Regions from separate parts of the Homo sapiens genome. Here region 1 is linked to region 2. Evidence: chromatin loops called from intact Hi-C (ENCODE). Cell type or tissue: mammary epithelial cell. All regions are shown on one strand. Each heading gives the region's core, and the rest is flanking DNA. Links, peaks and the distances in the headings are about the cores only.

Region 1 (16,294 bases), core at 3,904-11,903, 170 kb before region 2:
TTTAATAGGACCTACATGCTAGAGAGGGATCTTTGTATTTGGCGCTTATGTCCAAGGAAATTAGCTGGTACAATACCACATATCGGATATGGCAATGTTCAGTTATCAGTACCAGAAACCCAAAATACCAGTGAGTTAAACGAGAGTAATTTATTTACATCTTAAGTAAAATTCCAAAATAGGCAGTACAATGCTGATAAGAAATATCTGTTCCACAAAGTTCTTGGGAAAGAGATTCCTCCTCCCTTTTTGTTTGGCAATGTGTAGATTTCCATTCCTAGCGTCTACTCATGGTCCTAGTTCACTGCTCCATTCACATTTTCTAAGGCTGGGGGGTGGTGGCGGGGGGTTGGGGGAAATTGACCAAAAAAGGAGGAAAATATGTGGGCCAACTACTTTTACAGAAAGGTTTTGCTTATATGTTCTTGCTAGAATCCAGTCACATGCTGCTTGAAGATGCAATGGAAGCTAGGATATGTAGTTCTTATTCTGGGTGTCTATGGGTCTAACTAAAAAGTCAAGAGTTCTTTATTATGGAAAAGGAGAAGAACTACTGGGGGAAATGAGGAGTCTGTACCACCATATGAGAGTTACTTTAGGTTAAAGATGCTCTGAAAATAAAAATGGAAATACTAAGTCATTGGAGAATACCTTAAGGTAGTCATTGGAATTTTTTAATATAAAAATCACAATGTGCTCATATCTTATAACTTGCCATGTGCCCTGTCAACTTAGTAAATTAAATATACTTGGAATAAGGGACAGAAAAATAAGTAAATAGTAAAAATAACACATTATCCATATGTCCTAATAATCTATTTATCAAAGCAGGTCAGGTATAAAGAATATGAATTGTTCAAAATTATCTGAAATTGAAATAAAACTCCTTAATAAAATAGAACTTCAGTAGTTTTATATCCCTATATCATTGCTTTGAGTGTGGAAAAAAGAACAGTACACTTCACTGAAACAAAGGAGATGAACTAGAAATCCTGACAAGCATCATTTAACAGAAGGTGGGGGCTGGTTGGGCTAGCATCAAAAAGAATTAGGAAGACATGCAAATGTTGCAGAACAAAAACTTTGTGATAAATACTGAATATAACTATGTTACCTTTTGAAAGTCTTGGTTATTTTCATATTGAATATGAATAAATTTTAAAAATGAGGAAGAAATATCTAGAAACATATTTCACGCCAGTTTAAAGAAAATATTAATTCAACAATGTTCCAACTTCAGTGGTCTCTTAAATCATTATTTGTATCACTTGTTTTTCACAACTTTCTCCTTTTTTGCACCTGCACTTGCAAGATATGAAAGATGTGCTACTCTTCCCCCCACAAAAAAACCCGCTTTATTCAATTTATACCTTACTTTGTGAAGGAAAGCTTAGTGTTCCTAGAACTTCTGCTCTTGAAAGGATTGAATTCTCTAATGCTACATTCAAACAAATGTCATTTATTAAATAGTTATATTTCCTCATTAATGTTAGCATTTTTCTCATCTACCTGCTATGAAATTGTAACCAAAATAAAACTTTAGAGGCAGTGTGAGGCATCTACTGCCCACTCTTTTCCTTTCTTTGCGTCTGAGAGCAGCTGTGTTTTAGAATAAGGGGGATGATAACACCAAAGAGGTCTTTCTTGGTCTCCTCCTCAAATATAGCTAGGAATTTAAAATAATGTTGACATATATTTTGTAGCACACAAATATTAACTTTTGGTCGTTAACATTCTGTGCAATAAAATTAGGTCCCTCCCCCGGTCCCCACCCTCACTCAAACTATCCTTTTCTCTTTCTAATTAAGTTTAAATGAATTGGAAGTTATTCATCCTTCTTCTTTCCTTTGGGTTACCAGGGCGATGGGATGCAGATATCCAACAGTCATGGAGATTCTAACAATGCCAAGAGAATGTATTCCCTTTATATTTATTTAGTGAGAGGTCTCAAAAAATTAAGGGCAGGAAGTGATTGTTAGAAGAGTGAAGAGCAGGAGTGGATTCAGGTTTTGTGATGCCTGAGATTTATTTAATATGGGAGAGAGGAGGTTCCTGCTTAAGAATAAAAATACAAAATATCTTTACAAGCTTACAAAAATGATCATGCAACCATGGTGGTCTATGCAAAGGAGAGGTCCCTAAATGTTTAGCATCACAGAAAGTCCACATCTGGTTCAGTGTTCAGATGTATTTTGTGCAGATTTTTGCCACTGATTTATCTTATACTTCACCTAGTCCCCCTTTTGACTCACTAGACTTTTTTGGGCAAAACACTGGGTTTGTTAAATGACAGAATAGAAGTTGGGCAGTGCAGCCCAACTCTTCATGATTCCTGTACAGCCTATTTCAGCCTATGTGCCGGAACCCAGAGGCTGCCCTTTTGTTTTTTTCTAGCAAGAGATAATATGAACTTAACCTGGAAGGGGAATGATTAATGAATAAATTTTCCCTTGTAAAGAATCATGTTAGATGGTACCCATTTATCCTATGAATATTTATTATCCATTATAAACAAAGTATTTCAAGTAGAATTCCAAATGCCATGATATCTAAGACAACAATCCTTTAACTTCTATGAATTTTTCATAAGCTAAGTTAGGAAATAGAAAGTTGGGTGTTTTTGTGTATGTGAATATAAATGATAATTTCATCAGTAAAGCGGGCAAGTATTATTACTTAAAAAAATTCCTGACACTTTATATTTACAGGCTACTAATAAATAGTTTAACTATAAAGTAACGAGCTTCATCTTTAGCTAAACACACTCATATTTTGAAATAAATATGTTTCTTCTTTAAAATGGAGTCGTTTTTGAAAGTGATATGCTTATGCATTTATTCCAATATTATTGAATTTTGTTGGAATTTCCCACATAATTTGTTTTATACATACATATATGTATGCATGTATGTATAAATAAAATGTAAATATGTGTTTTATCTCATGTGTGGCCTATATGAATATACATGCACACACATACACATACATTCATGCACAAAGTTTTATCCTCTGCATGACCTATATATGTAAAACTACAAAATATACTGCTGTGGTTGTATTTATTTTTGTGTGCAGATATAAGAGTAAAATAAATAAAGGGAAATAACATAAACATGGATATGGGACATCCTCAATATTGTTACAATGTTGTAATTTGTAATTGTAAGGTGTAATTTCTCCATATTAATCTATAATTAAATGTAATTCCAAGTCTTGTTTTTGGAATATTTTACTTTAGAATTTGAAAACTTAAAAAGGCATTTTATAGTGCATTTAGAAAAAATGTATAAGAAATATTAAGAAAATGTTTCAAAAAAAAACCAAGAAATTTATCCTATCATTGAAATATATTTTAATATGTAAGACTTCAGCAATGAACATGTTCCATATTAACATATATTATGTAATCAATTCAGTATTGTACCAGTGTCAGATTGTACAATTAAAAATAAACCAAAATATCTATAATGATTTAGTGTGTGGATACGGTGGCATGGAAAGCCATTGAGCAAGGTCACATAATAATAACAGCATTTACTGGTTACTCACTGTGTTCCAGGTGCTGCTGTAATCACTTGACATATATTATTTCATCTCCACAGTAAACTTAGAAGGTTGCATTAGTCTTATTTTGTAGACGTGGAAACTAAGGCATAGAGAGATTATGCAAATTGCCAAAGATCATATCGGTGGTAAGTGAAACAGGCAGATTTTTAAAAACGTTTAATTTTTAATTTTTCTTTCCTTGTCTTATGGTGTTAGTAACAGGCAGGTTTTGAATCTAGGCAGTCTGGCTCTCAATTCAAGCTCTTAGCCACCATGTATTATTGTTCACAATGACCCTTATCCATTTTGGATGCTGATTATTTCAAAACATTGTTAGTATCATAGGCAAAAATTTTAAAAATGTTTTTCATTTTTAATTGAATTTTTTAATAATGGGACTGAACTTTTAAAATTATTATATATTTATATTTCTTTTTTGATGAATTGTCTGTTCCCACTGATATACTCAAATTTTTCTTATGGTTTGTAAGAGTTCTTCATATAGTAAGGATATTAACTTTTTATCTGTCATACAGATGGCTTTAGCCAAACTGGGCTTTACTTAATTTCCCCAAATGGCATATTCTGTCTTATCCCTGATTCATCTATCATACTGTCTTCTCTCTTTCTGAAACACGTTTTTCCTTTGTAACCTGTGCTCTGCAGGATCTGTTTAAACATCTCTTAGTAAAGCATTGCCTGAACTGAACAAAGAGGCACTTCTTCTAGGCAAGTAAAATGCCTTGTGTTTCCCCTCTCTGAAACACAGATCATACCTATATTTATTAATCCAAAATTTATCCATCCTAATAGAAGGCAAATTACCTGAGAATCACCATCTTGTTAATCTTGTCCACCTCTACAACTGGGGCAGAGCTTGGTACTCAAAATTGGGGAATTTCATACATATTTCTAAATTCATACATTTAGAAATATGTATGAAAAGCCTAACCTTTAACTCAGCAATTTCAGATCCACAAATATTTTTAAAATAAATAATTGGACAAGTATACAAAGATGTATATATGAAGTGGCTTGTTTCTTCACAGTTACAGTACTAGAAGATATGAACCATGACAATTTCTAACAACAAGGAATTGATAAATAAATTGTTCTACCTGGTTCAACCTTGGGAGATTGTATGTTTCCAGGGATTTATTCATTGTGTCTAGGATTTCTAGTTTGTGCACATAGAGATGTTCATAGTTATTTTTGATGATCTCTTTATATTTCTGTGGTATCAGTTGTAATGCACCCTTATCATTTTGGATTGTGCTTATTTGAATTTTCTCTCTTTTTTTCTTAGTTAAACTAGCTACTGGTCTATTGATTTTATTTATCTTTTCAAAGAACCATCTTTTAATTTTGTTGATCCTTTGTATCTTTTTTTTTGGTCTCAATTTCATTTAGTTCTGTTTTGATCTTTGTTATTTATTTTCTTCTTCTAGCTTCGGGTTTGGTTTGTTCTTGCATTTCTAGTTCCTTGAGTTATAATGTTAGGTTGTCAATTTGAGATCTTTCTATATTTTTAATATAGGGGTTTAATGCTATAAAAATTTCTCTTAGCACTGCTTTTGTTAAATCCAAGAGGTTTTGGTATGCTGCGTCTCTGTTTTCATTCATTTTAAAAACATATTTGATTTCTGACTTAATTTCATTATTTACTCAAAAATCATTCAGGGTCAAGTTGTTTAATTTCCATGTACTTGTGTATTTTTGAGAGTTCCTCTTGGTATTGATTTCTAATTTTATTCCACTGTGGTCCAAGACGGTTCTTGATAGGATTTTGATTTTTTAATATTTATTGAGATTTGCTTTGTGGCCAAGCATATGGTCAATTTTGGAGACTGTTCCATGCTCAGATGAGAGAAATGTATATTCTGTGGTTGTTAGGTAGAATGTTCTGCAAATGTCTATTAGCTCTATTTTGTCCAGAGTCCAACTTAAGTCCAGAGTTTCTTTGTTGACTTTCTGACTTGATTACCTGTTTTGTGTTGCTAGTAGGGTGTTGAAGTCCCCACTATTTTTGTATTTCTGTCAGCCCCTTTTCTTAGGTCTAGTAGTATTTATTTTATGAATCTGGTTGCTCCAGTGTTGGGTGCTATTTATTTATGATAGTTAAATCTTCTTGCTTTATTTAATCCTTTATCATTATATAATACCCATTTTCTCTTATTTTCCTGTTGTTGGTTAAAAGTCTGTTTTATCCAGTATAAAAATGGCTACTCTGCTTGCTTTTTTTTTTTTTTTTTTCCATTTGTATGATATATCTTTTTCGACTCCCTTGAGTCTGTCTTTAGTTATTTGGGAGGTCCCTTGTAGGCAGCAGATAGTTGGGTCTTTTTTTCTTTTTAATCAAATTTGCCACTCTCTATATTTTAAGTGGAGTATATAGGCCATTTATGCTCAAGGTTAGTATTGATATGTGAGGTTTTTTTTTTCTCCTGGTCATAGTTTTGTTAGCTAGTTGCTTTGGGGTCTAAACTGTGTAATTACTTTATGGGATCTGTGGACTTTCTACTTATGTGTGCCTTTATTATGGCAAGTATCACCTTTTCATTTCCATGTTTAGGACTCCATTGACCATTTCTTGTAGGACCTGTCTAGTGGTGAGAAATCCCTTAGCATTTGTTCTTTTGGGAAATACTTCATTTCTTCTTCATTTATGAATCTTAGTTTGTCAGGATATAAAATTCTTGACTAGCAATTTTTTCTCTTTTAAGAGCTTAAAGATAGGCCACCAATCTTTTCTGATTTGTAAGGTTTGTGCTGAAAAGCCTGCTGTTAGTCTGATGGGATTTCCTTTGTAAGTGATTTGATGCTTCTGTCTAGCTGCCTTTAAGATTTGCTTTTTCATGTTGACCTTGGATAGTCTAATGACTACATGGCTTTATGATATTCATCATGTAGAGTATCTTGCAGATATTCTTCGCATTTCTTAAATCTGGATGTCTACATCTGTAGCCAGATCAGGGAAATTTTCCTGAATTATTCCCTCAAATATGTTTTCCAAACCTCTTTTTCTTCTTTTCCCTCAGGAATGCCTAAAAGTTGTAAGTTTGATCACTTTACAAAATCCCATATTTCTCAAAGTCTTTGTTCACTTTTAAATATTGTGTTTTCTTTATTTTTGTCTAACTGTGTTAATTTGAAAGACAGATGTTGAAACTCTGATATTCTTTCTTCTGCTTGGTGTAGTCTTGTTAAAACTTTCAATTGTATTGTGAAATTCCTTCAGTGTATTTTATATTTCCAGAAGTTCTGTTTTTCAGTCAAACATAACTGTTTGTTTTCAATAAAACGGAACTCCTGATCTGTTTTTATGCCTTTTTGTGTTATTTTTCAACTTTCACTTAGATCTCACTGAACTTGCTTACAACCCATACCTTAAATTATTTATCTGTCGTTTCAAAGTTTTCATTTTGGTTAGGACCCATTGCTAGAGAGCTGGTGTGGTCTTTTGGGGGTATCACAGCATTTTGTTTCTTCATGGTGCTGGAGTTCTTGTGCTGGTTGCTTCTTATCTGTAGAAACTGTCACTTTTTACATTTGAATTTACTTTCATTTGGGTGAGTTTTTTTCTTCTCTCCTTGAGAGTGTGACTGTTGCCTATGCTGGCTTTTTTTTTAATGTAGTTTCATGTGGCCAAATCTCTGTTTGAATTAGTTGGTTATAGATAGTGTAGTGGTTTTCTCTAATGCTAGTTGTTTGTAGGTTGTAGTAGCAGTGTGCTGTATGTGTGATCAGGTTCACTGTTTCCAATAAAGATAGAGAGAGCCATATTTTGTTCTCCAGCACCTCTGTCAGCAGGAATTACATTGGGTTGGGCAGTTCACCATGCATGCCAGTAGGTGGTGCTTGTGAGTGACAACTGGCTGTCGTACACGTACACTAATGTCAGAAGTTGTGATGGACAGTACGGTTTGACCTCCCAGCCAATAGATGGTGCTTGTAGGCAAGATGAAGTTACAGTGATGGTAATGGCTTTTTTTTTTTTTTTTTTTTTTTTTTTGAGGCAGAGTCTTGCTCTGTCACCCAGGCTGGAGTGCAGTGGTGTGATCTCGGCTCGCTGCAACCTCAACCTCTGCCTCCTGGGTTCAAGCAATTCTCCTGCCTCATCTTCCAGAGTAGCTGGGATTACAGGCACCTACCAACATGCCTGGCTAATTTTTGTATTTTTGGTAGAGATGGAGTTTCACCATATTGGTCAGGCTGGTCTTGAACTTCTGACCTCAGGTGATCCACTCACCTTGGCCTCCCAAAGTGCTGGGATTACAGGCGTGAGCCACTGTGCCCAACTGGTAGTGGAATTTGTATTTGGCCTTTGTTGATAGGGGAAGTACTGGGGTGTCCCTGGCGATGGGTGGGGTGTGTGGCTCTCAGGGGTCACTCCCCACACTGCTGCCAAGGCAGCTAGAGGCAGCAAAGCTGGACACTGCTGGGTCAGGCTGGTTCAGGCTCTCTAGGGCAGGTACAGGTGCTGACCTTGGTGAAGTTCTGGGGCAGCTCTCAGGCCACTGGGACAACCGTCCAGGGAAGGGCAGAGGCATCTCTCCTGTGCCACAGAGCCAGCTCAGAGGAAGAGGGGTGGCCTGGGGTTTTCAGCGCAGTAGGGAGCTGTGGGGCCTGCTCAGCTCCCACACCCTGATCTGGTGGGTCTTCCTCCTCTCAGTGTCTGGCTCTGGCAACAGGCCCAACCAGTTAGGCTACTTCCAAGTCATCTATGCCCAGATCACTGAGCCATTCCAGGCATTCCAGAGTATAAAATTCCCTGTGGCAGAAAGTAAGGCTATCAGGCCAGACACATTCCAGGTCCTGTGAAAGGAGGGGTGCCCAACTCCTGCGTCATGACATGGACCTGCACTAAACTCTTCTCTGTGTTCTGACAGTGGGGGCTCCTCTCCTGCTAAAGATCAGGCCACTAGTCTCATCTTCATACCCCTAGGCGGTGTGGTCAAGTCCTGGGGAACTGGGACCAGACCAGCAGATTGTCCCCTGGCCACTCAGGGTCATGCACTGGCTGTGATGGAGGTGTTGAACTGCTCCTAGGCCACCAACAAACCACTCCAGGCAGGGCAGTAGAGACTGTGCTGTGGGTGCCCACTTGCCCCACCGTGGGAATGACAAGCAGATAGTCTTGAGAGGGACCAGCAGGCATGAGGGGCACATGATATGATGCATCTCAGTCCTGTGACAGTGATGGTGGGTTCTGTCTTGGGCCCATGAGCACACCCAGCCTCAAATCTCTCCTGGCCTCCACAGATGGCAGGAGCTGCAGCCACTTAGGGCATGACCCAGAGCCTCAGGGGATGGGTGCCTAGAGTTATGTTTTGCTATAGCTGCCCAGCACGCTGAAATCTTGAGGGCTCCATGAAGGTTTAAGCGGTGCCTCTGCTTGTTCTCCAGACAGCTCTCCTTGCCACTCCAAATATCTGCAGGAGTCATGGGAACTCCCGTAGCTAGGATCTCAGAGGTCCACGGTGGGAATGTGGTGCCCTGGGTTTCCTTCATTCATCCTTTCCCGGGGTTCAGTCTGGGTCTAGGGGTTGGTTCTGGCACCTAGCAACACCCAGCAGGATACTCCACTTCCTTCCTCTTCAATCACAGTGCCTTCCATCACATCTCTGTTACATTTCAGTGTTTTCTCTCTAAAGATCCATTTGAAGTGTGAAGGTTTACTGGATATTTTGCTTCCTCTCTGTGGAGGAGCCACATCTTAGCTGCATCTAGTCAGCTGTCTTGAATCTAATCTCCTGGACTCATTTCTATTCAATTGATCTCTATGTCTATCCTTATGCCAGTACCACACTGTCTTGATTACAGTAGATTTGCAGTAAGTTTAAAAATGAAGAAGTGAGAGCTTTCTAGCGTTGGTTTTCTTTTCCAAGATTGTTTTGGCTAACCTGGGTCCCTTGCATTTCTATAAAAATTTCAGAATCAGCTTTTCCATTTCTTCAAAAGAACCAGTTGAGATTTTACTAAGGATTGCACCACATCTGTAGATCCATTTGGGCAGTATTGCATCCGAACAACATTAAGTTTTCCAATCCATGTACAAAGAATGTCTACCATCTATTTAGGTCTTTAATCTGTCTCGATGGTATGTTCAGTATACAAGTCTTGTACTTAAAAATAATTTTATTTTTGGCCAGGTGCGGTGGCTCAAGCCTGTAATCCCAACACTTTGGGAGACTGAGGCGGGTGGATCATGAGATCAGGAGATCAAGACCCTCCTGGCTAACAGGGTGAAACCCTGTCTCTACTAAAAATACAAAAAATTAGCTGGGCGTGGTGGCACACACCCATAGACCCAGCTACTTGGGAGGCTGAGGCAGGAAAATTGCTTAAACCTGGGAGGTGGAGGTTGCAGTGAGCCAAGATCATACCACTGCACTCCAGCCTGGGTGACAGAGAGAGATTCCATCTCAAAAAAAAAAAAAAAGAAGTAATAATAATAATTTTATTCCTAAGTTTTTTTATACCATTGTATTTTTAGACTACTTAATTGAAATGGTTTTTTGTTTTTTAGTGTATACAGCTCGAATTATTTAACAAGCGGTTTTGGTAGGTTTTGTTGATTTATTTAGTCTCTTACCTAATATTTCAACTGTTGTAATTCCATGCAAAAAGATGTCATTACCACGTCAAACAAGACAATTTTATGTGAAAAGCCAGCTAGTTCATTTTGGCACTACTCTGTTACTACTTACATGCCAAGTTCATATTCTAACCAAATGTTTTCTAAACTTTATTATTTTCCTTTTGCCTTTATGACTCTTGTCATATCTACATGCCATTTAATATATTTTTTAAAAATCTAATCACTTTTTAAACATAAATAAATTTATCTAAAAGGAAATGTTATATCACAGATTTAAGAAGGTAGTAAATTAATGTCTTCTCCTATGCATTACAATAAATATATTACTATTAAAGTAAAAAATGTCATGCATGTGACACCTAAAATTATTTTTAGGTAATCGTAAGTTTACTACCCTTTGGGAAACTCTATTATAACCAGTTTAATTAATCGTATAAATAAAAATTTCCCTAAAATTTAATATTTCATGATGACCGGATGATTAGTGACAGAAAGCAAATAATTAGGGTCACTATCAGATCACCTATGCGAAAGACAGGAATAATTCTTCCAGTTCTTAATTGTGTTTTCTAGAGAATATCTAAGGAATATGTATGAGTTTATAATACTCCTATGAGTAAAATCTGCTCTCATTCAATGCTACATTGGATAGCATGGATTACATCATGCTGTTATCTCACAAATAGGATTAATTCCCTCTTAGAAGGTAGGGACTGTGTCTATTTAACTTGCCTCATACAGCATGCAGCATAACTTTATGTTCATTTGGGAACTTAATAAATGCAAGTGGATGATATAATTTATTTGTTAATCACCAATCATTCTGAAAAATAATGATGTACCCAGAGCTGATGGTTCCACCCCACAACAGTTGTTGTTTTTTTTAATTGAAGGTTGAACATTATTGAAAGGCCTCTACTTAAAAGGAAACACAATAGAAAATTGTTCAGCTTTTCAACAAAAGGAGGGAGCTTTTGTCTTTGATAATTAAATTCCTTTCAAAGATAAGAATTAACTGAACATTTATTTTACTTGGAGAGTAACAATATTTATTTAAACAACAATTTAAAGCATTTTATCTAAAAAAGAAAACACTTCTTGTCTGGATTTTTAAACAATCCTTCAGTAAAAATCAGGCCACAGAATTTTTCTCAGAAATAATTAGCTAAGGGTTGTGTAGTAGGGAAACAGAGACTCTTGGCTTATCTCCTTTTTTTTTTTGAGACAGTCTCACTCTTGTCGCCCAGGTTGGAGTGCAGTGGCGTGATCACGGCTCACTGCAACCTCCGCCTCCTGGGTTCAAGCTTCTCCTGCCTCAGTCTCCTGAGTAGCTGGGATTACAGGCACTCACCACCACACCCAGCTAATTTTTGTACTTTTAGTAGAGACAGGGTTTCACCATGTTAGCCAGGCTGGTCTCAAACTCCTGACCTCGTGACCCACCCGCCTCAGCCTCCTCAAAGTGCTGGGATTACAGGCACGAGCCACCACACCTGGTGGCTTATCTCTTGACACTACAGTTTTGAAACGTTTAGAGAAATACCAAAACTAGCTTCATTCTATCCCTTTCCATCCCCTGACACTCCTTCCTCAAATCTGGGTCCAGCTTCTGTGAAGCTAGAGACAACTTCCAAGTGTAGAAAAGGGTCTTTCTTATAGTTACTCCCACAGTCTAGGAATACAAAAGCTAAAAGAATAATTGTAATCTAACCAGGAAGTAGAGACACAACTCACATAATTTGATTTTAAACATAAAATTTCCTAGATGTGGCACTTCAGAAAAAAGAATCAGTGAAGCCAAAGAGGGTGGGGAGTGTATTGTTCAATAAATACAGAGAGTATTTGAGAAGCTTTATAATCTAATAGACACTGTGACTTATAGCTTGGCACCATATTGTTATAGGCAAAATATACCTGAAATTAATTTTAGTGAGGTTTTTAAATTTTGTTAAAAATAATCAGGGAAGATCCTTTTAACTAAGAGCAAACAGCTAATTGTACTGTTTTATAATCTGCATCTTCGCCACCTATAAAGTGTATGTTCCTATATTTCTTTTGGTTGCACTGTAACTGTGGCAGTAGAGTTGTTTATCTTGATTAAAAAGATGATAGAGCATCTATCTGACTGGCAATCTAAATAGAAATTCCTGTTCCAAGGTGACAGGAAGCTCTTTGATCAAATGTCCAAACTAAAGGTAATGTAATCATCTGTCTTCCTGTTGCAAATGCCCTTCATCATTCAAGATGTTTATACACTTGAGTGGAGTGATTAGGGTTAATGAAACTGTTGGTATTCCAAAATCCTTAAATTAAACATCTATAAGGCCATAAATTTTATTTTTCTGCTCTTTTAAAGACAGTAGGAGGATAAATGGTTTTGCAACAGTAAAATTAAATCTGGATCTATATTTCCTCTCATATAATTTTTTTTAGAATAGTAAACACATCAAACAGGACAGATAAAGCAGAGGGTTTGGTCTTTTAAGTAATAGAAAATTGAGGTGAATGTCTAAAATCTCAGGCCTAATGACTCTTGGTAATGGAAAAATTCAGCCCCTTTGCCAGTACACATATATTTTTCTTTGATATAGTCAAGATTGTTGAAATAATTTCGCTTCTCAGTTTGTGCGTCCTTGGTATTGGACACAAATCTTGCCCTCCTTTGTATTAATATTAGCTTGCCCTTCTTCCCTGCCTCTTTTTTCCTTCTCCCTTTTTCCTGATGCCCTGAGTTTACATCCCTCACTAAGGTGATAGCTTTAGATGATCACTTTAGGCTAGGCTAAGATAAGAATTCTTTCATATTTATTTGTCATAAAAATATGTATACAAATTAAGATTGAACTTTTTATGACCTGTGACCATAAAGTTATAAGTACAAAAAGTGTCTGAATTAAATTATTATAATTATCAAGAAAATACAAATAACAAAAACATGAATATGTTATGCATTTGATAAATGGGTGGTAACTATAAAAATTAACTTTTATTGGTAACCTGGATCTTAATGAGCTGGATATGGAACTATTTTCTCTAATTAGTTTGTATGCACAGATGTTTATTAGTTAACACTAGGGTATATCCTAAGGGAATATATCATGGTAAGGTTCAGGATGGGTGAGAATGACGTCTTTCCTTGTAAGGGGGAAAATGACTATCATGAAAGGGGATATAGGAAAGTAAAACCTACCTCTTTAGCAAAGATACTTTCTCAGTCAGCGTCTTGGGACATTTCAGGGTTCTTACGAAAATTATTACTTGAAAAATATCCTTGTTTTGTGCCACTTAGGTGTATATCTGGGAATAAGTATAAGCCAATTCGAAGACTGCTAATATGGACAGTTACAGGTCACTTCTTTGTGGCATTACCCTAGCCTAAGCCTTGTGTTCTCCATTAGAGACTAAGGACCTTCTTTGATATAAAAGTCAAAACAGAGCTATGGTCTGTGGAATGCTAATTGCAAGGTACCTGGAAACAACTAAGAGATGCCAAGAGTATTCCAGAGAACAGATTTTCCTCAAGGTATACCAGAGGCATTGGATTGCATATCAATCAAATTTATTTAAACAATGGCCATTTGCTTTACAGACATTAATCCATCTTAGAGAGTACATAATATTTAAATCAATTTTCTATATTTAATACCTTATCTGAGAAACTTAGCCTTAAAGTAAAACTGTTTGTGTAAATGTTGATTTTCTGACAGTTTCTCAGAGTGAATCTCCTTAGCATCCCCCTTGTTCTGTTTGTTGTTGTCATTTTCCTTTTTTTTTAAATTTGAAAAATTCAGAAAGGGAAGAGATGAATAATGACCCACATCCTGTGACCCAGAACGAATAGTTGCTAACATTTTGGTTTTTGTGCTTTTGTCTTTTCTCTATGTGTATTTTTTTAAAAAAGATTTCATAAATGACAAACTGTATTAGTTTCTTGTGGCTGTTGTAGCAAGTTACCACAAATTGGGTGACTTAAAACTACAGAAATGTATTTCCAGTTCTGGAGGCTCTAGCTCTGAAATGAGTTCCACTGGGCAGAAATCAAGGTGTGGTCAGGGCTATGCTGCCTCCAGAGGCTCTAGGGAAGATTCTGTTGCCTGCCTTTTCCAGCCTCTGATGGCTCTTGCCATTCTTTGGCTTGTGACTGCATCGCTCCAACCAGCAACTTCCAACTTTTTTCTCTCTTCTTTCTATCTTTGCGTTGCCTTTTCCTTTGTGTGTCTGTGTCAAGTCTCCCTTTACCTCAGTGTTATAAGTACAGTTGTGATTACATTTAGGACCCAGTCTGATAGTTTAGAATAATCTAAATTAATCACATCCGCAAAGTTTTTGACATATTAGTAACATTTTTAGGTTCTAAGATTAGAACCTGTATCTTTGGGCTTGGGGCACTTTCAGCCTACCACACATATGAATATATAGTCTATTTAAATTACAATTTGGGATTTTAGAGATAAAGCTAAAATCCCACTTGCTCCCAATTTTGGACCTCTCCACATTCTCCAGAGATCACCATCATCTTTATAGTTTGCCATCCTTCAAGTTCTTGTGTTTTCTAGAGAATATCTAAGGAATGTATATGAGTTTATAATACTCCTATGAGTATTTTATATATATAAATATATATATGCAGACATATACATATACACACACAGATATCTATATCCATAGATATAGATACACACAGATACGTATATTAGAGATAGATACACACAGATGTGCATCTATCTCGTCTATCTATCTATCTATCTATCTATCTATCTTCTATCTATCATCTATCTTTATATACAGCAGGTTTCTTTACTGTCCAATATTATGAATATGTTTCTTTTTGGTGCAAGATTGGGCAGGTTTAGTGCCTGCTGTGAACAGATTCGAGTTCCCTAAACTCTGAATTCCACTCCCATAATGCAACCTCCTACACGTGCACGATTCACTGGGTCTCTCTTTATCACCTTACAGGAATTGGGGCTCAGGGATAGAGCGCAAATTTGCTGTATTGCTGTGACTAATAAATAGTTTGCTTCTATTGCTGTGACTAATGAACTATCCTGTGTCTCTGATTCAGGAGACTCATGTCTTCCACAAGCATCCAGTAAACTATGGCTGGCTAATTTGCTGGCTTCTAAGTAGAATACAATCTCTGACATTTCATAGTACTTTCATTTCCAAATTTAAAACTAGCATAGCTGATAACTGCAGAAAAATGCTATGTGAGCCCTCAAATTTAGATTTCAAAAAAGTTTAGAGAGAAAACTGATTTTTTCAGGGATCTAGAACTAGAAATACCATTTGATCCAGCCATCCCATTACTGGGTATACACCCAAAGGATTATAAATCATGCTGCTATAAAGACACATGCACATGTATGTTTATAGCGGCACTATTCACAATAGCAAAGACTTGGAACCAACCTAAATGTCCAACAACGATAGACTGGATTAAGAAAATGTGGCACATATACACCATGGAATACTATGCAGCCATAACAAATGATGAGTTCATGTCCTTTGTAGGGACATGGATGAAACTGGAAACCATCATTCTCAGCAAACTATCACAAGGACAAAAAACCAAACACCACATGTTCTCACTCATAGGTGGGAATTGAACAATGAGAACACATGGACACAGGAAGGGTAACATCACACACTGGGGACTGTTGTGGGGTGGGGGGAGGGGGGAGGGATAGCCTTAGGAGATATACCTAATGCTAAATGACGAGTTAATGGGTGCAGCACACCAACATGGCACATGTATACATATGTAACAAACCTGCACATTGTGCACATGTACCCTAAAACTTAAAGTATAATAATAATAAAATTAAAACAAAATAAAATAAAAAGTTAATCATACATGAACAGGCAAATCTATACTTTTAGACTTATACATACATGCATACATACATACACATATATATACACACACATACACATTGTGAAAAAAACATATAAAAACTTTAGAGAACACTTGTAAAAATAGGAAGAGAAACAAGTTACTTATGCTGTCATCATTGTGAAATAACAACTACTGTGAAAATGTCTTAGACTTAAAAATTGGCTTTGAAATTCCTGCATCTGACCAATCCTGCTGCATTTTCTTTACAGTGAACCTATGGTCTTTGTTGGGGACTAGCGGTAATTGTG
Region 2 (16,294 bases), core at 4,425-12,424:
ATCGGGAGACTATTTCTCACATTAATAGAAAGATAAACTTTGTATGGGAGAAGAAAATGATGAATTCAGCTTTGCATGTTTAAATATGAGGTGCCAGTAGGACATCCAAGTAGAATTATGGGATTCTAATTATATTATTATTTAACAGTAATTTTCTAGTAGTTTATATTCTTATTATTATTTTAACATCCTCCTTGCATTCTAGAATACACCATGCTGTTATAAGAGATATTCAATGTTTGTAATTTTCAAGTGTTTTATGCTCTAGTGGGCAGATTATCATTGTTGCATGGTGTGCGTGATTTTGTATTTTGGTTTGGTCTAAATTAGTTTTGGGTCTTAATACGCTTGTTATTAATAAAAGACAACACAGTATTTTAACATTTGACTCAATGGGACCTAAATAGAAAGGGATGTATTACATAGAAATGATGTAATTGAACTGGCCAATGTGCTTTGAATAGTGGCCATTTATGTAGGGTATTTGGAAAGGTAAGGAATTGTATCAACATTTGTAACACCACTTAGGTATAAATACAAAAAAAAAAAGTAATGAGATTAGATATTTAGCCAAGAAAATAGTAATATATGCTGTTTTTAAAAATAATAATTTAAATTTAAAATTACAGTAATAAAATAAGCTCATTGTAATAATTTAAAGGGCACCGAGATGTTAAAGAAAGCATGTAATAGTTTTACTGTCTCTGTCTTCTGTCTCACTTACTGTTAAATGTTTGGGGTGTATACCTTTTAGGCTCATTATACAAATTTTATGAGTACTTGTATATTTGGAAGAGTTTGTTTTTACAAAACTGGGATTAAACTACACACACCATTTATATTTTTACTTAAAAATGCATTCTGGACATCCTTCCATATCAAAATTTATAGACCTAATTCATTCATTTAACAACTGCCTAACATTACATTATTCAACTACTTCTCTATTGAGGATTATTGTCTTAATTGGTTTCTTATTTAGTCTCCTGGGATTTTCAGTTATGCAAGGCTTTCATCTACAAAATAAAATCAGAACAATGAAAAAATTTTCTTCCTAATATTCATACTGTTTATTTCATTTTATTTTCTTATTGCTTTAGCTAGTATTACCAAAACAATTTTATATGATAGTGATGAGAGCCAGCATATTGCTTTTATAGCAGTCAGTTTGGTATATTACTATTTACTAAGAACTTATTAATAATATAACACATATTGATGAATATATGACCCAATACAATATATAAGACCTGGATAACAACCCAAATGCAACCACATAATTTCACTTCCGTCACCCATTTTGTTCACTTGCCTCCCCTTACCTGAAGCAACCAGCATTCTTAATTCCATGTTTGTCATCTCCTTGCTTTCTTCTTCTTACGTGATGTTATTATACCCATATATGACATATATTTTTATTTTAGTTTTTAACTATATTTTAAAAACTATGTTGGATTTAATTTTCTCACTTTCCTTACTTACAGTGACAACATTTATTAACACTGTTGTGTGTTCAAGTAAGAAATTATAGATCTCTTCTAAATTGTTCAATTACTTTGCCAAAGAGTTGTATAGAATGTTCTCTTATGGTTGATTCCATTGCTGATGAAATTAAACCCCTGAGATCTGTATTGATAACATTATCAATATTTATATTGATAACAATATCAATAACAACAACCAAAATTTGTTGTTAAATTTTGGTTCTCTTTCCTTTTGTTTTTAAACGTCATTGTCAAGCAGAGTCCCTGTGTCATTCTATTATAAAGATAAATGCACACATATATTCATCGCGGCACTATTTCCAATAGCAAAGACATGGAATCAACAAATGCCAATCAATGATAGACTGGAAAGAGAAAATATGGTACATATACACCATGGACTACTATGCAGCCATAAAAAGGAACGAGATCATGTCCTTTGCAGGAACATAGGTACAGTTGGAAGCCATTATCCTCAGCAAACTAACTCAGGAAGAGAAAACCAAACAACTTATGTTCTCAATATTTATAAGTGGGAGTTGAACAATGAGAACACATGGACACAGGGAGGGGAAAAACACACACTGGGGCCTGTCAGGGTTGGGGGAGGGAGAACTTCAGGAAAACTAGCTAATGCATGCTGGGCTTAATACCTAGTTAGATAGAATGAATAAAGTCTAGTACAACAAGGTGACTACAGTCAGCAATAATTTATTGTACATTTCAAAATAACTAAAAGAGTATAATTGGATTATTTGCAACACAAGGAAAGGAGAAATGCTTGAGATGATTTATACCCCATTTACCCTGATGTTATTATGTACTATATGCCTCTATCAAAATATCTCATGTACCCCATAAATATATATACCTGCTATGTACCTACAAAATATTTTTTAATAATAAAAAAATTTTAATTAAGAAAACACTCTGAACCAGGTCCCCAGGATTTGAATCCCAGCCATGCTACTGATTAGTTAACATATGGCTAGATTTTGTTCATTAACTCATTTCTATAAAGTTTCTGTTTTTTGGTGGACAAATTCAACCCATTCAGTTTTATCATGGTAAATGATCTGTTTAGTTTTGTTCCTTTTATTTGTTTTTATTTCTACCTCCATTACTTAGCAACTGTGTGAGTTTCTTAAGCTCTGTATGTTGTAGATTCCTCATCTGTAAAATGAGATTAACAATAGCACCTATCTTATTTGGTGTTATTAAATGTTTCAATGATAATGATAATAATATTCTTTAAAAATTTATGCTTTTTTATTGCAGACTTTTTTTCTGTGATCTAATTATCATCTCCTTCAGTGTTCTCATTTCAGACAGAAACTGTTTCTTTCATCATTTTATTTTATTTTTTAGCTTTTATTTTAGGTTTGGGGTACATGTGCCAGTTTGTTATGTAGGTAAACCTGTGTCACAGGGGTTTGTCGAACAGATTATTTCATCACCCAGGTACTAAGCCCAGTACCCAATAATTATTTTTTTTCTGCTCCTCTCCCTCCTCTCACCCTCCACTCTCAAGTAGGCCCTAGTGTCTGTTGTTCCACTCTTTGTGAACTTGAGTTCTCATCATTTAGCTTCCACTTGTAAGTGAGAACATGCAGTATTTGGTTTTCCATTCCTGCATTAGATTGTTAAGGATAATGGCCTCCAGCTTCATCCATGTCCTCCAAAAGATACCTCGTTCCTTTTTATGGCTGCATAGAATTCCATGGTGTATATATACCACGTTTTCTTTATCCATTCTGTCATCGATGGGCATTTAGGATTATGAATAATGTGGCAGTCTTTCATTATTTTAGTTTGCACAGAAACCATCTATTCTAGTTTAGTCTCTGTCAGCCTGATTTCTTCAAACCATAGTGCTTTCTTAATTGAATTGTGTTGTTTTTTACTTATTATTGTTAGCCATTGAGATATATAATTTCTTAGCACTTAGGCCAGACAGACTTTGGGAGATTCTGCAGGCAGTGCGATATTAACAGGCAGTAGAAGATAAGATGGGATTTGTTCTTCTGCTAGAGACAAGTGGTAAATTACTTGACAAGAGGGATGCTTTCTTTTGAGGAGTGTGGAGAAGGCTTTTCTCTTCTTAGATGAGGGCCGCTTGTAGTCCCACATTGCAAATCATATCCAGTGCTGCTACATCAGCTAGCATAGTCAGCCTTTCCCAGAATAGGATGCCACGTATGGACAAGGAAAGCATCTCTTGCTGAAGCTTTGTTCATTATCACTTCCCCCACCCCAGCTTTATTGATGTATAATTCATTGATAAAAACTGTATATATTCAAGGTATACATCATGATGATTGATATATGTATACATGCAAAATGATTACCACAATCAAATTAACACATCATCACCTCACAGAGTTACCAATTTGTATGTGTGTGGTGAAAACACATAAAAGCTATTCTCTTAGCAAATTTCCATTAAATAAGACAGTATTATTAATTATAGTCACTATGCTGTACATTCAATTCCCAGACATTATTCATCTTATAACTAGAAGTTTGTATGTCTGACCAGCCTCTCCTCGTTTCCCTCACTCCCCAGCTCCTGACAACCACTGTTCTACCCTTTGTGAAACTTAGTTCTTGTCCTTTCTAGTTTTCTCCTGTGGACAGACATTTGGGTTGTTTTTAGGTTTTACTATTATGAATAAAAGTGCTATAAACATTCTTTGAAACATTTTTTAATTGTGGTAAAAAAAAAAAAAAAAAGGTGGCCAGGCACGGTGGCTCACGCCTGTAATCCCAACACTTTGGGAGGCTGAGGCGGGCAGATCACAAGGTCACGATATCGAGACCAGCCTGACCAACATGGTGAAATCCTATCTCTACTAAAAATACAAAAATTAGCTGGGCATGGTGGCGCACGCCTGTTATCCCAGCTACTCAGGAGGCCGAGGCAGGAGAATTGCTTGAAGCCGAGAAGCGGAGGTTGCAGTGAGCCGAGATCGCGCCACTGCACTCCATCCAGCCTGAGGCGAGACTCTGCCTCAAAAAGAAAAAAAAAAAAAGGTAACATGAGGTTTGCCATCTTAACCCTTTTTACGTGTGCACTTCAGTAGTGTTAAGTATATTCACATTGTTATGCAACAGATCTCCAGGACTTTTTCATCTTGCAAACTGAGACTATATACATTCACAACTCCCCATTTTCCCTTTCTCTATCCCCTGGTAACCACCAGTATACTTTTTGTTTCAGTGAATTTTACTATTTTAAGTATCTCATTTAAGTAATATCATACAGGATTTAAAAAAAAAAACTGGCTTATTTGACTTAGCATGATAACTTCAAGGTTCATTCATGTTGTCATATGTCACAGCATGTCCTTCCTTTGTTGTTGTTGTTGTTGTTGTTTTTGTTTGTTTGTTTTAGAGGTGGAATCTCATTCTTACCCAAGCTGGAGTGCAGTGGTATATCATAGCTCACTGTAGCTTCAAACTTGGAGGCTCAAGTGATCCTCCCACCTCAGCCTCCAGAGTGGCTGGAACTACAGGTGCATGCCACCACACATGCCTTCTTTCCTTTTATATACTGAATAATATTTCATTGTATGTGTATACTACATTTTGTTTATTCATTCCTTTGTCAATGGACATTTGGGTTGCTTCTACTTCTTAGCTATTGTAAATAATACTGCAATGAACCTGGGTGTACAAATAGCTCTTCAAGACCCTGCTTTCATTGTTTTTGGATATTTACCCCAGTAGGATTGCTGGATCATATGGTAGTTCTATTTTTATTTCTTAAGGAACATCCATATTGTTTTCCGTAGTGGTTATACCATTTTACAACACTACCAACAGTGCATAAGGTTTCCAATTTCTCCACATACTTGTCAACATTTGTTATTCTCTCTTTCTCTCTGTTTTGTGTGTGTTTAATAGTAGCCATTCTTATGGGTGTGAAGTGATATTGTGGTTTTGATTTGCATTTCTTTAATGATTAATTGTGCTGAGCATCTTTTCATATGTGTGTTGATAATTTGTATAATGTATTTGGGAAAGTGTTTATGCAAGTCTTTACTCATTTTTAATCAGGTTGTTTGTTTTCCTGTTGTTGAGTTGCAGGAATTTTTTTATATTCTAGATATTAATTCCTTATCAGATATATAGTTTGTAAATATTTTCTCCTAATCCATAGGCTGCTTTTTTGCTTTGTTGATTGTGTCCTTTGAACAATAATTTTTTAAGTTTGATGTAGTCCCATTTGTCTATTTTTGCTTTTGTTGCCTGTGCTTTTGATGCCATATCCAATAAATCACTGCCAAATCCAATGTTATGAAACACTTTCTCTATGTTTTCTTCTAGGAGTTTTAATATCTTGGGTCTTTTAGATTTGTAACTCATTTTGAGTTAGTCTTTCTATATTGAGTGGTCTTGGCACTCTTGTCAAAAATCATTTGATCATATACACAAGGGTTTATATCTGGGGTCTCTATTGCAGTTCATCAGTCTATATATTTGTTTTGCTATGAACTTATACCAGTTTTCTTGTGAATGTATATTTTCCTTCTCTTAGATAAATACCTAGGGGTGGAACTGCAATGTCATAGGGTAGATGCATGTCTAATTTAAAATTTGCCAGATTGGTTTTCAAAGTGATTGTACCAGTAGGTATTATTGCTCTTTGTAATTTTAGTCATTCTGGTAGGTAGAATCATATTTTTTTTTGTCTCTTGGTTGAATTGGTATTGAAGCACCTAAAGATACCTGAAATTTTATCTTTACTATGTTGTTAATTTATTTTTTGCCTCTTTCAACTAGAGTGTAAGCTTTATGAGGTGCTATTTGCTCCTCAATACCTAAATGTTTCCTGATATGGATTAGACATGCAATATTTCCTTTAAATTAACAAATAAATCAAAGCATAAATATTTATCTTTTCCTTGATTGAGATTTCTATATATCAGGTATATCTGGGATCTCCTCTAGGGTCCAGTAATTGGTCATGGATATTTTAGTGACCAAGTCACTTCAGGAGAAAATGGCAAGAAAAAGTTTTAGGACTGCACAATTTGTCAAATTTCCAGAATTTTCCACTGAGATAAATTTTAAAACCTAGGAACATAACAATATTAAAAGCTAGATGTTTTTAGGAATTAGAAAAAGAAGTTCATAGACACTTTTCAAAAGAAGACATACAGGTAGCCAACAAACATATGAAGAAATGCCCAACATCACTAATCGTTAGAGAAATGCACATCAGAACCATGATGAGATACCATCTCACATCAGTCAGAATGGCTATTGCTAAAAAATAAAAAAAATAATAGATGCTGATGAGGTTGTGGAGAAAGGGGAATGTTTACACACTGCTGGTGGGAGTGTAAATTAGCTCAGCCACTGTGGAAAGCAGTGTGGCAATTCCTCAAAGAACTAAAAACAGAATTGGCATTCATCCCAGCAACCCCATTATTGGGCATATACCCAAAGGAATATAAATTGTTCTATAAAGACACATGCATGTGTATGTTCACTGCAGCACTATTTAAAGTAACAAAGACATGGAACCAACCTAAATGCCCATCGGTGACAGACTAGATAAAGAAAATGGTGGTACATATATACTATGGAATATTATGTAGTCATAAAAAGAATAAGATCATGTTCTTTCAACAACATGAATGGAGCTAGAGGCCATTATCCTTAGCAAACTAATGCAGGAACAGAAAACCAAATACTGCATGTTCTCACTTGTATGTGGGAGCTAGATAACAAGAATACATAGACACACCAAGTAAAAGACACCTGGGCCTACTTGAGGGTGGATGGTGGGAGGAGGGAGAGGATCAGAAAAAAACAAATATGGGGTAACATACTTAGTACCTGGGTAACGAAATAATCTGTGCACCAAACTCCCATGACACGAGTTTACCTGCAGAACAAACCTGCACATGTACGCCTGAACCTAAAATAAAAATTAAATAGAAAAAAAAGAATAAGACGAATAAAATTTTTTATATTAATTAAAAAAAATTCATCTGTGGAAACTTAATGTCTAAAGTGTTCTGTTTCTTTCTTACAGCCATAGGATTACATTCGTACTTAAAATGAATTATTTTAATAATAATGAAATATGTTTTTATATTTATATCTAATTCTTATAATACAGCCATGTCTTGGTTATTGATTATTTTGGTATTGATTACTTGGTTTCTAAACTATCCAGGACCTTTATTTCTTCTCACTTGACTCCTTTGGTCCGCTTTTCTATTGAAAATACCACCACCAAACAATTGTCAGAAAAATTAGCCAAGAAAAAAGGAAGAAGTAAAGAGGAAAGGAGAGGAACAAAATGAAGGGGAGAGAAATAGGACAAGCACCTGTGCAGCCTATGAATTTTTTTTTCCATTAGGGCAATTAATTAAGATTTAAACGCACAGGCATAAATGTGTAAGTTTCTGTAAGTGCGTAGGACTTAAATGCATATTACTTCACTGTAATAATCTTTAATGTTCAATTATTTTTCATGCAGTATTTATATATAAGCAAACATAATAAATCAGGTATTTTATATAATCAAGTACTAAAAAATTTATAGGAACATTTGCCTTTCTGGATTCAATAGATTCACCCACATATTGTTATTTTGCTTAATTTTCTGTTGTTCTTGGTGCTTTTCGCATGTAGTATAAAGAAAGTTTGTTTTTTTCTATATTTTATGAAGTTTCACCCTACAAAATGGTACTACTCTGTAATGAGATTAAATGTCATTGTTGACTTGAAAACCTAATTTACATGCTGAGAAAAACATAAGAAGTCCTGGATATTTTTATTTTCTACTTGGTAGTTAATAAATGCTTTTGAATCGTCATACCTTCCTTTTCAAATATGACTTAGATAAAATTTCTTGTTGGTAAAATCTAAGAAAATGTGAACTTTTGCAAACTTTTTATTACTATAAAAAGCAATCTTCATGATAATGCTGTACAATACTATTTTAAATAACAATTTCTCTTTGTTCTTTTATTTTCATGTTGGGAACAGATATGTAAGTATTAAATATTTTTGGCTGTTCTATTTTTTGCGATATTTTTCGTCACATCCAATTTAATGGCTCTGCATTATATTCTTTTTTTCTCCCTAGAAAGTCAAATAAAGGAAACCAGTTTACCCTTTCATACCTACAGCAACATGAATGAAGATCTTAATGTAATGAAAGAAAGAGTTTTAGGACACACATCAAAAAATGTACCATTGAAAGATGAAAGAAGACATTCCAGGAAAAAACGTCTTATATCATATCCAAGATACATTGAAATTATGGTTACAGCTGATGCTAAAGTGGTTTCTGCTCATGGATCGAATTTGCAAAACTATATACTGACTCTAATGTCAATTGTAAGTAAACTTAATATGACTTTTATATTTCCTAAAATGTTTAGCTTAATGAAATTTTTTCATGTCGAATTAAATTTTTTTTCCAAACTCTTTAGATGTAATTTTGTATCTAGGTTTAAGCCAAAAATAAGATTTCATTGAAGTTTAGTTTAGATAGAGTTATAGCAAGTATCCTATTCTGTTACTTGGACACCTTTCTAAAACATTTAAAAATCCCCAAAACCTCTTATAGAAAATGCTTGAATTATTCTTTACTTTCTCACATGAATGGCTTCTGCCCTCTAGTGACAGGACTATCCTAGTTGCATTGATCTTTTTGCTCTTTGAAACTGAATTTTAAAACCTTACCCTATTTCTGCACAGAGGGGAGAAGATACTATTTTTATTATGGCTATATTCTCCAAATCAGAAATTTGGACGCTTAATATTTTAAGTTATACATGTATTTATGGCGTTAAAGGGATAGATTATTACTAATGCAACAGTCCTAACAAATTTGGAATATAAGGTCACGATAACTCTAAGGGTCCTTGATCTGATGTTACTATCTTTGTCAAGCAGTGGTAGTGCTAGTACCCACAGAACTGAATTCTAGAGCTAGTGAAGGGTGTCAATCCTGTGTAAGTGGCATCACGCTTCATCCTTACATGTGTGTGTGTGTGTGTGTGTGCGCGCGCGCGCGCGCGCGCGTATCCCCCTCCACCACCCTGGGACATTCCTGAATTAGGCCTGTTATTTTAGAGTAATCACTAAGGGTAGCCCTTTTCATGCTAGTTTAGTTGATGAATTACTGGCCAGGTGTGGTAGCTCACACTTGTAATCCCAGCACTTTGGGAGGCTGAGGCGGGAGGATCACCTGAGGTCGGAAGTTCAAGACCAGCCTAGCCAACATAGTGAAACATCATCTCTACTAAAAATACAAAAAATTAGCCAGGCGTGGTGGTGAATGCCTATAATCCCAGCTACTCGGGAGGCTGTGGCAGGAGAATCGCTTGAACCCGGGAGGCAGAGGTTGCAGTGAGCCGAGATCGTGCCATTGCACTCCAGCCTGCGCAACAAGAGTGAAACTATGACTCAAAAAAAAAAAAAAAAAAAAGAATTACATAGCCACCTATTTATAGATTCAGTGTATTTGGAACATATCTCATTGCTGGAAGTACTTCTATTCACATATAGGGAATTCAGGCCCACTTGGTTGAAAAGACTTAGCAAGGGCATATCTATAGGATATTGTAAATTTCCCTTAGCTAGATCCCAGTTCATTGTGACATGAAGATCATAAGAGACAATCATTTTTCTAAAATATGACATTTTACCTTAAATTCTTATTGTTATACCATAGTCTACGTTGCCTAAACACAGTATATGATACAGTGTGGGTACTCAATAAATAGTTACTGAAAGAATGAATGGAGACATGGTTAAAGTATTAATAAAAGTAATATTTTTTCAGAATTCAGTGCATTGTGATAAATAAAAACAAATATATAAAATGATTTTTTGAAATTGTGTAAAATTTACCCTTATTTTGTTTACTTCAATTGAATTTTTTAAAATGACAACAGAAGTATAGATAGAAATTTATCCTAATTACTTTTTTTAAATTCTGAATTTGAAGTAAAATTACCTACATATATTACCTAGATGAATAATTATCTAAATGTTGGTATGGCAAACTCTAAATTATGAAGGGATTCTAATGAAAACTATGGTGTGGAGGATGTCAGTTGATATGTACAAGATTGTATCAATTATATGGAACAATGGGATATACTTTGCAATAGAAAATGGTTAAAGGAGATGACATTCATTAAGAAAGTTGGGGCTCGGCGTAGTGGCTCACGCCTGTAATCGCACCACTTTGAGAGGCCGAGGCATGCAGATTACCTGAGGTCAGGAGTTCGAGACCAGTCTGGCCAACATAGTGAAACCATGTCTCTACTAAAAATACAAAAATTAGCCAGGCGTGGTGGCACATGCCTGTAATCCCAGCTACTTGGGAGGCTGAGGCTGGAGAATCGCTTGAGCCCAGGAGATGGAGGTTGCAGTGAGCCGCGATCATGCCACTGCACTCCAGTCTGGCCGACAGACTGAGACTCTCTCTCAAAAAAAAAAAAGCAATAAGGAAAGAAAGTTGGGTGGGAGAGATACTGAAGGAAAATACTAGATTTGATAGATTTTAAAACATGGTAAATGACAGATAACTATTGTCAGTGCTTTGGGCATACTGACTAGAAGGAATAAAGGAATAAACACAGGACCAATTTTGGAATAGTTTCATGCATTCTTGGTGACATCACCACCCTCAGAAAGGTTTTGTTATCTATATTTTACATAAAAATCAGTATTGGCCAGGCGCCATGGCTCACGCCTGTAATCCCAGCACTTTGGGAGGCCAAGGTGGGTGGATCATGAGGTCAAGAGATAGAGACCATCCTGGCCAACATGGTGAAACCCTGTCTCTACTGAAAACACAAAAATTAGCTGGGCATGGTGGCGTGTGCCTATAATCCCAGCTACTCGGGAGGCTGAGGCAGGAGAATTGCTTGAACCTGGGAATCAGAGGTTGCCACTGGGAATCTCGGTTCCCAGCCGAGATCGTGCCACTGCACTGCAGCCTGGTGACAGAGCAAGACTCCATCTAAAAAAAAAAAAAAAAAAAAAATCAGTATCATCACTGTTAGAAGATATTGTGACATACTTTGAGATAACTAAAGTTCTCCATGGAAGGTTTAAAGCCAGAGTTAATTGAAGGGAATGGAGACAGACCTTTTGACTTCATGGAAAGCAAATCTGCATCTGAGATTGCTTGAAACAACAGACCAATGCATGTGCTTATCATTTTCTGGATTTTTAGGCCTAGTAGAAAGAGAGCAGGTTTCTGTTGAAGACAGAATTTTTATAGACGCAGTCATCTGGTTTGTGTTAAGCTTTTGTTCTTAGGGAGATAGATGCAGCAAAGTTGAGGAAAAGGTGTGCATTCCAAATATAAGTGGGGTAGGAGGAAAAATTAAGGAGGGTAAGTCTCCCTTTTGAGATACTTTGAGTTTTTGTATATGCTTTCTTTCTTCCTAAGAAGCCCAATTTCAGATGACTTCTAAGCTACCTGGGTTTAGTGCTTTTCTTCTCTCTCACTGAAAGAATGTTCAAGTGAGGACATAGGAAAATTAGTAGACCCTATGGTTCTGTACATAAATTGTTGTTTTATTGGTTAAAAAACAGTGATCACAACTATATTTATGGTTGCAAAAATATTAAAGGTGAAAGGGAACTTAAGAGAAAGGGTGACAAACTCTCCCTGTTTTACCTGGAACTTGATCAGTTTTGGTATTGAGTCTCATGTCCTTGGAAACCCTTCAGTCCTGAGCAAACTGGGACTGTTGATCACACTGTGTAGCGATCAAATCCAGTCCAACTTGTTTTATTGTTACTTGTTAAGACCATTTCAAAAACCGCTTTAAAGGGGTAAGAGAAATGCTATTTGCACATAAGTGTCCACAGATATTTCTAGTTTAGGAAGGAGCTGTTCAGGTTTTGCATACTTTTTCCAGTTTTTAGAAGGCACTAACTGCATTTATTCAAACATACACATGGATTATTGGTGATATTCTGTCACGGTAATTTAGGAAAAGGTCAAGACAATGTGACATAGGCTTGGTATATGATAAAGACAAGTTCAAAGTGATGAAAAAATAATTTTTGTCTGTTGAGCTCCAAATATAAAGGGGGAAATAGGGGAATGCTTTCAGGATTGAGCAAATGGATTATATACACAACTTGGATTATCTATCCTTACTCATCCTGCACGAAGTAAACAATTGTGCTGTCTTCTTAAACTTTTTCTTTGCTTTCAACAATTTAACGAAATACCTGAGTGCAGTGATATTGAAATAAAGAATGTGACTTGATTCACTTTTTAGTTGCACTTAATGTTGTTAGAATAGGCTAGAGACCCTTCTTACTTAAAGGTTTCTGGAATTAACATTAAAATTAGTGGAGAAGAACACACTAATATATCTAGTGAAATAGTGTTTGTGTTAAATGAGCAGAGATACTCAGCTGTTATTCTAAAACCTTTATTCATAGGGAATTTGGGTGACAACACCAGGTTAAAATGGCATATATATATGCATTATTAAGCTACTAAAAATGTATGTAAACTAGAGCAGTTTTTTCTTCAGTATATTTATTTTGATACTCAATTTGTTATTTAATAGACCTTAAATATTTACTAAGTATTAAAGACTTCCACACTTCATTGTGTTTGTAAGGGTTTGACTCTATAATATTCATCCTGTTGCAGATTTAATAATGTAAGTTTAAGGAGCATCATGTAATCCTCAAGAATTAACCCTTTCATTAAATTATGGTTACTATTATTAGAGGCATATATCAACTAAAAACCCTCATTTGCATTACATTGATTTTATACCATTACTTTCAATCTTGTTAGTTGCTTTTACTGACGTTATTAGGATGGGGAAGATTTTTAACTATATTAAAATAAAAACTAATGATATGCTTTCATACTTCAGGTATAACCATTTATATTACTTTTCCCTTCAATTTAGTGCTCTGCATATTCTTAATTATTTGCACATATTCGCTTTGTATGTATGTAGAATTTCATCATTTTCAATTTAAAAATGAAAAGATCTTTCCAAAGAAGTAAAGAGTAATGATCTTTGTAAACAAAATTTGTTTGTCAAAATCAGTTTTTTATAGATGACTTTGTACTTCTTAATGAAGGTGGCCTATGAACATACCATATGTGAATGTTTGCTAAAGCTCTATCTAGAAATTATTTTCAAAATGGTTGGTAAGTTAATGGTGATAGCAATTTGTTTCATGCTTTGTATGAAGTATATTTTGCCTAGAATTTTCTTAAAGATTTCAACAATACAATTCATACCATTTCTTCTTCACCTTTCATTAAATATCCATGAAAGAATAATATTTACTATTTTATGAAACCTATAAACAAGTCAGAACTACTTAAGTGAAGGAAACTAACATTTAAGGAATGAAAGATTAAATACATTTTAAGTAGATCAATAAAAATTCGAATACATAGCACTCTAAAATGTAGTGATTAAGGTAATATATTGAAAATATTACAAGGCTTTTAGAATAGGATGATACGTTAGAAATCTGGTCTGGTGTTTCCTAAAGTGTAGTCTATGGAATGGAATATTAGTCCTATGATACGCTCCATGGTCGGGGGGCTAAGGACTACGGTCATATAGTTGCATGAAATGCTGTATATAATATCTCTGTCTCATAGATTTAATATGTGTATGTGTGTGTGTGTATGTGTGTTAGCCTATTCAAGATTCCATGAAGATATCTAATTATTTTAGCTCATTTCTCAAACTGTGGAATGATTTTGTTCTTTAAAACAAATGTCTTTCACAACTCTTCCCAACAGCACCTGGTTAATATTAATCCAATATGCAAGGACATTGTGACCCAAGGGTACCCAGTGCCTCAACATGGATATTAAAGACATTAAGACAAAAAAAATCAACTCATTTTCCAGGGTTGAACAACTAGCTTGTAGCTACTTGTTTAGAGCTGGAACTAAAGACCAGGTCTGCTGACTGCCTAGGGCTTCTCTGAGGCCACGGGCAAGTGACTATAACAGGACAATACCAGTGGCCGGGGGATGTGTTGCAGCAGGGTTTTGAAATGTCTTCAAATGTTTTGTACCAAGAACTAATTGGTTCAGAATGCTGAATAAAGATCAGATAAAGTAGTCAGTGCTCTAAAGCCAGACTGTACAGAATGAAAATTGGGTTCTGTTTGCTACCAGCTGCCTAACTTTCAGTGTCTTAGTTAACTTCTCTGTATCTTACTGTTCTTATCTGTAAAATGGACACTATAATAGTTCCTATCTCATAAGATTTGTTGTGATAATTAAATGAATTAATACATTTAAACTTGAACACATCTGGCACACAATAAACATTGAATAAATATTTTATGTATCATTTAATATTTACTCATTTATTATTTATAGCAAACGTAGTATCCTATCATCAAGGCAATCTAATTTGGGGTGGTAGTTTTAGGAAGGAGAGAAGTGCATTGTACATACTGCTTCAAAAATTCTCTGAGTACCAAATGGGCCTTGTGGCTATTCATTGCTTGAATCACAATTTAGCTTTATTGAATAGAGTTGTTCAATAACATCACCTTTAAACATCTAAATATAGTTAAAGGTATACGTATATCCTATATGAGCACTTAAATTATAAAGGTCAGTAAAACAATAAGAGATACAATTAGAAAAAATGAGCATGATGACATCCTTAATTATTTAATGAAATATACTATTTTAGTGTAAAAGCAAAATATCACTTTCTTTGGGGGAAGTAAAAATTATTTAAATCAAACCATCTGTTTTTGTATCTTTTACCCCCAGAGGACTGTGAGTTAAGGGCAGAGATTATGCCTTGTTTGGCTCTGTATATTTAGTAAGCAACACAGGGTTTGATGGGCAATAGATATTCAGTAAGTACTAAAAGAGATAATAAAGCAATCATGCTTTTGGATACTTTGCTTCCAATTTAGACATACTGTGATAATTAACTTGAAACACATGTACTAGAACTAGCATTATGTATATCTATATCTGTATTATGCCTTTTCTTCTGAAAAAGCTTTATAAGTAGCAATAAGAACAATAGCCACTGTGATTGATCCCTATGATCCTGGCTCTAATCTAAATACTATTTGCAGACCATCTCATTTAATCCTTATAGTAGCCTAGAAGTAGGTTTTATCAAATGGCTCTTAGAATTGGAACCTGTGTCTGTTTCCCTTAAATAACTATGTTTTATAGCCACTATCCACCTTGCATAACAATTGTTTGCATTATCTTTTCCTTAGTGTTACATTCAAGGATATTTTGCTGTAGTAATATATTTTAATTATACTATCAGAATATTGGGAATTTTTTTCCAAATTCTAGCTTGCAGATTTGTCACTTTTAAATAAAGGTGCAGCATCTGTTTCCTTCCGAAACTGGAAATATTTTTGTGATTATATATTTTATAGCTGATATTATAACATCCAGATTTTCATTCATAGTCAAAATACTTGGGACAATGGATATAGTAGTTAGCCATGTAGACACCTCATAGTGCATATGCTCTTTTTTCTGTGGACCACTGGATATGCATATTATTCTGAGACACAGAAGTCTTCACAGCTGTTTTTCATTTATAGGGGAAAAAGAGCTTTTATAAATACCTTTGAGGTTTGTCTTTTACCTTGTAATTTGACTTAGAAAAGCATCCACTTTTAAACTCACAGGATCAAAGTAACTCCAAAATCATAATTACAGGTGTGCTTTTTTTTTCTCCATGGTAGATGTATTTTAAAACATTGCCTGTAAAATGAATATATAAATTCAACTGTAAATTCACAGCTCCTATTTTAAAGTG

Evidence for each region. Hi-C counts contacts between places; a loop is a spot of excess contacts. Peaks named below come from ENCODE experiments on the same cell type or tissue, not always from the same donor. Only the 100,000 strongest peaks of a DNase experiment are listed, where the experiment ranks them.
Region 1: a loop joins it to region 2, with 26 times the contacts of the local background. A loop is called at or near these places in 8 of 110 quality-filtered maps.

Annotation. Positions count from the first base shown.
Region 1 is chr12:43,667,504-43,683,797 of GRCh38, reverse strand. No RefSeq gene overlaps it. Among named protein-coding and RNA genes, the nearest start is that of PUS7L, 83 kb to the left of the region's middle. In mammary epithelial cell, for the core only: a CTCF peak has its summit at 7,390 (motif pointing right); no DNase peak of the experiment used is centred there.
Region 2 is chr12:43,494,704-43,510,997 of GRCh38, reverse strand. It overlaps ADAMTS20 (ADAM metallopeptidase with thrombospondin type 1 motif 20), which reads left to right. Exons shown (of 39, transcript NM_025003.5): 4 at 8,593-8,846. Among named protein-coding and RNA genes, the nearest start is that of ADAMTS20, 49 kb to the left of the region's middle. In mammary epithelial cell, for the core only: a CTCF peak has its summit at 9,129 (motif pointing left); no DNase peak of the experiment used is centred there; H3K27me3 peaks cover 360 bases.